Regions from separate parts of the Homo sapiens genome. Here region 1 is linked to region 2. A link is a loop called in an ENCODE intact Hi-C map of the cell type or tissue named here. Cell type or tissue: heart right ventricle. All regions are shown on one strand. Links, peaks and the distances in the headings refer to the core of each region. The heading gives the core; the rest is flanking DNA.

Region 1 (2,919 bases), core at 197-2,696, 51 kb before region 2:
AGATTCTTTACATACAGTTTTGCATTTAGTTCTCAAAACACTCTGAGGAAGGCATTACAATCTCTATAAAGTTAGAGAAACTAAGATTAGAGGGGTAAGTAACTTTCCCCAGGTTACAGGGCTTGGCTCAGATTCCAGCCCAAATCTATGTGACGCTACAGCGGAATGAACTCTACAGAAAGGTGTTACCACATCACTTGGCTTTTTTAAACATCAACTTTATTGTGTAGAACAGTTTTAGATTGACAGCAAAATTGAGTGGAAAGTACTCAATTTCCCATATACTTCCTCTTCCCACACTTGTATAGCCACCTCCTTTATCAATAGCCCCCACCAGACTGGCACGTTTGTTACAATCAATTAACCTAATTAACAAATTATTAATACCTGAAATCCATAGTTTACACTGGGGTTCACTCTTGGTGTTGTACATTCTATGGGTTCGGGCAGATTTTTAAATACAAGTATCTACCATTATCGTATCATACAGAATAGTTTCACTGGCCCAAAAACCCTCTGTGCTCCACCTGTTCATCACCCCCACTCCTCAACCCCTGGTAACCACTGATCTTTTTAGTCTCCATAGTTTTGCCTTTGCCAGAATGTCATATACAGTCATTCGTCACTTAACAGCAAGAATATGTTCTCAGAAATGTATCGTTAGGTGATTTCATTGTTGTGCCAACATCATAGAGTGTACTTACACAAACCTAGGTAGTATAGCCCACTACACACCTAGGCTGTATGGTATAGCCTATTGCTCCTAGGCTACAAACCTGTATAGCATGTTACTGTATTCAATACTGTAGGCGACTGTAACACAATGGTAAGTATTTATGTATCTAAACGTATCTAAACATAAAAAAGTTAATAGGTTGGCTGGGTGCGGTGGTTCACGCCTGTAATCCCAGCACTTTGGGAGGCTGAGGCAGGCGGATCATGAGGTCAGGAGTTCGAGACTGGCCTGGCCAACATGGTGAAACCCCATCTCTCCTAAAAATACAAAAAATAGCTTGGCGTGTTGGCAGGTGTCTGTAATCCCAGCTACTCAGGAGGCTGAGGCAGGAGAATCGTTTGAACCCAGGAGGTGGAGGTTGCAGTGAGCTGAGATTGTGCCATTGCACTCCAGCCTGGGTGACAGAGTGAGACCCTGTCTCAAAAAAAAAAAAAAAGTTAATATGTTTTACTACTATGTTATGACAACTATATCACTAGATGACAGGATTATTTGAGCTCCATTATATCTTTTTGTTTGTTTTTTTGATTTTTGTTGTTGTTTGGATACAGAGTCTCACTCTTGTCGCCGAGGCTGGAGTGCAATGGTGCGATCTCAGCTCACCGCAACCTCCGCCTCCTGGGTTCAAGCTATTCTCCTGCCTCAGCCTCCCAAGTAGCAGAGATTACAGGCATGTGCCACTGTGACCAGCTAATTTTTGTATTTTTAGTAGAGACAAGGTTTCACCATGTTGGCCAGGCTGGTCTTGAACTCCTGACCACAACTAATCTGCCTGCCTTGGCCTCCCAAAGTGCTGGGATTACAGGTGTGAGCCACAGCTCCTGGCCCATTATATCTTTTGGGACTCCTCTCATATCCGCGGTTCATTATTGACTGAAACGTCATGTGGCATATGACTGTATGTCCATGTGTTTTCTATCCAATTACCACACAGGTTTATCTTTTTTTATTCCATCCATTCATACATCCAATATTTATTGAGCACCAAATAAATGGGATGAATGTTTGTGTCTCCTCCAAAATTGTATGTTGAAGCCCTAACCCGAAGTATAATGGTATTTGGAGGTGCAGCCTTTGAGAGATCATTAGGTTTGGATTAGGTCATGAGGATGGTGCCCTCATGATGGAATTAGTGCCCTTAGAAGAAGAGGAAAAGACAGGAGAGCTCTCTCTCTCTTCACAGGCACACCACCAAGGAAAGGCCACGTGAGGACACAGCAAGAAGGCAGGTGTGCAACCCAGGGAGCCGGTCCTCACCAGACACTAATCTGCTAGCACCTTGATCTTGAATTCCCCAGGCTCCACAACTGTAAGAAATAAATATCTGTTGTTTACAACACCCAGTCTTCGGTATTTTGTTATAGCAGCCCAAATTGACTAAGACAAGCACCTACCATATGTTGATCTTAGATAACAAGTCCTTAGAGGACATTGAATCTGTTTAGGTAAGTTTCTGCACAGAGTTGCACCCATTACAGCACCTAATTCCATTAATAAATGCTTCCCCCGCCCCTCATCTTCACTATGACACTTAAAAACAATTTCTGGCCAGGCGTGGTGGCTCACACCTGTAATCCCAGCACTTTGGGAGGCCAAGGTGGGCAGATCACCTGAGGTCTGGAGTTCGAGACCAGCCTAAACAACATGGAGAAATCTCGTCTCCACTAAAAATACAACATTAGCCAGGCGTGGTGGCACACGCCTGTAATCCTAGTTACTCGGGAGGCTGAGGCATAAGAATAGCTTGAACTCGGGTGGCAGAGGTTGCGGTGAGCTGAGATCATGCCACTGCACTCCAGCCTGGGCAATAAGAGCAAAACTCCATCTCAAAAAAAAAAATTCTTTAAAAATTGAGATGAGGTCTCACTATGTTGCCCAGGCTGGTCTCAAACTCCTGAGCTCAAGCAATCCTCCTGCCTCAGCCTCCCAAAGTGCTGAGATTAAAGGCATGAGCCACTGTACCCAGCCAAGAGATACTTTTTGATTGGGGTTGGGGAGAGGTGGGTGAGGGGATAAACACAAAGATAGTGAGTGACTGAAAATATGAAGCCTGTGAGGCCATCTGCATGAATAATTATCATCAAACTATAATATAATATTTGTTATGTATAACAATATAGATATCAAATTATTGTGATTATTATAACAAACCATTATGCAGCACTTCCTGTGTTTTAGAATTA
Region 2 (2,919 bases), core at 208-2,707:
GCGCCGGCACTGTGCTGAATCTCTACGCAAGCCCCTTGAGTTAAGCATTATCCTCCTTGTGCACATGAGGGAAGGAGACCCTAGAGAGACTAAGGAACCTGTCTGAGGTCACCCAGCACCAGGATTCAAACCCTAGCTGTCTTCTGCCAAGGCCCCCGCTGCCAGCCACTTCACGGTGCTGCCCGCTGGGGGTGAGGTGCCAGGGTCTGTCCCAGCTGGGCTTGAGGGGCTGAGTCACTAATTCTTCCCATGTGATCTCCCTGGGACTCCACTCCCTCATCTGTAAAGTGGGCATGATCATGCCAGCTCAAAATGGATGTTGTGACATCGACTACCAAGGGGTCCTCACCCCTCTGCATTGCTCAGCAGGAGACACTTTATAAACAGAGGATTACCTCTGCTGCCTTGAGCCAAATGGCTTGCCCTGCCAAATTGTTGGAATGGTTCAGTGACAAGTGTGCTATTAGGAAGAAATTTATGATGCTTCATTCAGAGTGAGTCACTGAATCCCTGTGGTGAGGGGCATCAGCTAACTGGGGAACCCTGGCCCCAGCTGCCTTGGGTCTGGCTACCTCCCCACCAGAGGGTCAGTGGTGGCCAGTGACGCAGGTAGGTGAGGACAGTTGGGGAGGGCAGGCAGCCTCCAGTAGGGGAGGAGGTGGTGCCTGCAGTGGATCTGCTTAGACCTCACACTACGCGCCACGGGCTCCAGAATTCCCTTTCTGCTTGCCACTGAGTGTCCCAGGATGCCCAAGTGAGGCTCCAGGCCACTCTTCTGCTCCTCTTCACCACATTTGCTCAGCCCTCCCCAGCTGGGTCAGCCAACAGATATTTCAAAGTGTTTTGGTGAACCCTCTTCTCTCTGCCTTTGAGTCACAAATGAGGACAATGACAAATAACTAAACTTCAGGGGCAAGAAGATTTAGCTTAGATGTTGCAGTTCTGCTGGGATTTTTTTTTTTCCTTAAAAACTACAAAACACTATGTTTATGAGAAAAATCTCCAGCCTTAGAAGTTAGTCATAAATGTGACTGTATGAGAAGAACCAGCATAAGAAAACACCTTCCAGAATTGCGGGTGATCTCCTTAGACAGATGTCACTGTAACTCGCCAAACAAATCTGATCCTTCCCCATCTGCTCCCAGGGGCAGTATGAGGGTTTTCTTTGATATAACCAAACCCAGAGGTTAGGATGGAGTATTCACACAGGGCTCAGGACACACAGACTGCCTGACACTTAACTATCTGTAGCATGGACAAGGTGAGAACCAGCTCCCTTCACTGGTGGTTGCCTTTCTAGTTATCCACATTTTCCAAATGGCTGATGGCCAGGCAGGTTGCAAAAGCAGGTGGCTAGGCAGTGAAATGGGGTCTGTAATGTCACTCACTGTGAAGCACACTCCCCTCCCTGACGGTATGAGAAGAACCAGTGTAAGAAAACACCTTCCGGAATTGCGGGTGACCAGAAAAAAACAAAAAACAAAACAAACAAACAAACAAAAAACCAGAAAGAGCCAGGAGAGCCCCTCTGGCTCTTTCTCAGATCCTGTTGACTCCTTCTTTAATCTTAGCCCCATGAGGCTCACCAACGGGACACAGGTTAATAACCAGAGCTGTAGATGTAGAGACAGGCACGCCTGGGAGCTGATCACCTGAGAGTGTGAGAAAGAGTAAAAGAACCCCAAAGAAGAGACAAAATGGCTTTTCACACTGCGGCTGGTCCCTGTGGGAGAAAACGCACCCCACACCTGACAGGTGCTATTCATCACAATGGCCCTGTTGGAGCCGAGCTCATGCTTGGTGCCGTGACCTAAGAAATCAGGGATGCACACAAAGCATGTCCTGAGCATTTGTGATGTGCCAGGCATGCTTCTAGGTGCATTTTCTGCTTGAATTCCTTTGATCCTCACAGCAGTCCTGTAAGGTATTATGTGGCGGAGCCTGGATTTAAATTAGACTCTTTCTCAAATTCCATCTCCAGTGGTTATATTATTAGAGATGTGAATTTGTTCCCCAAAAAACACTTAATGATGCTACTGTTATTTGATCCCTTTGCCAGTGCCAGACAGTGTGCTAAGTATGCGTTTTACGTATGTTAATTCATTTATTATATGCAAAACCACTTTTTTTTTTTGAGACGGGGCTTCCGTCTGTCACCCAGGCTAGAGATAGTGGCTTGATGGCAGCTCACTGCAGCCTCAACCTCCTAGGCTCAATAGATCCTCCCATCTGAGCCTCCTGAGTAGCTGGGACTACAGGGGCACACCACCATGCCCAGCTAAATTTTTGTATTTTTAGTAGAGATGGGGTTTTGCCATGTTTCCCAGGCTGGTCTCAAACTCCTGGGCTCAAGTGATCCACCTACCTCAGCCTCCCAAAATGCTGGGATTACAGGTGTGAGCCATTGTGCCCAGCTGCAAAACCACATTTTATAGCTAAAGAAGTTGAGGCTCAGAGAGATTACTTACCCAGGGTAATAGGGCTAATAAGTAGTGACACTGGGACTTGAACCCAAGTTTCTCCAATTCCAAATCCTTTAGTGATAATTAGTGTGTTCTGCTTCTTTCCCCAGCATGAGGATATGGTATATGTATTTGTAACTACCTAAAGCCATGAGGGTTTGGTTAACAAAATTCTATAAAAGGTCTTATATGAGCCTACAGGACAGAGACCATGGTGGTGTGGGGCAATACAAACAGCATGGGAAGACCTCCTGCTAAACGTGGTGGATTAGCATTCTGCATGTATTTTTTCTCACTTTCTTATAGATTTTTCATAAAGATAGCTGCAATAATTTCTCCCATTCCTGAAACAAGCCTCTTTACAGTGTGATTTTGTCAGTCCTCCCATCAAGATAAAAAGTCTTAAATCTGATCTGACTTGCTTTGACAAACAGAATTCAGTGGAAGTGATGTTGCC

The links. Peaks named below come from ENCODE experiments on the same cell type or tissue, not always from the same donor. Only the 100,000 strongest peaks of a DNase experiment are listed, where the experiment ranks them.
Region 1: it touches region 2 in a loop (17-fold over the local background); 9 of 110 quality-filtered maps call a loop at or near these places.

Annotation. Positions count from the first base shown.
Region 1 is chr1:212,561,996-212,564,914 of GRCh38, reverse strand. No RefSeq gene overlaps it. Among named protein-coding and RNA genes, the nearest start is that of LINC01740, 18 kb to the right of the region's middle. In heart right ventricle, for the core only: no CTCF peak of the experiment used is centred there; no DNase peak of the experiment used is centred there; H3K27ac peaks cover 190 bases.
Region 2 is chr1:212,510,825-212,513,743 of GRCh38, reverse strand. The region is part of intron 1 of LOC105372908 (a long non-coding RNA gene); the gene reads left to right. Among named protein-coding and RNA genes, the nearest start is that of LINC01740, 33 kb to the left of the region's middle. In heart right ventricle, for the core only: no CTCF peak of the experiment used is centred there; no DNase peak of the experiment used is centred there; H3K27me3 peaks cover 1,099 bases.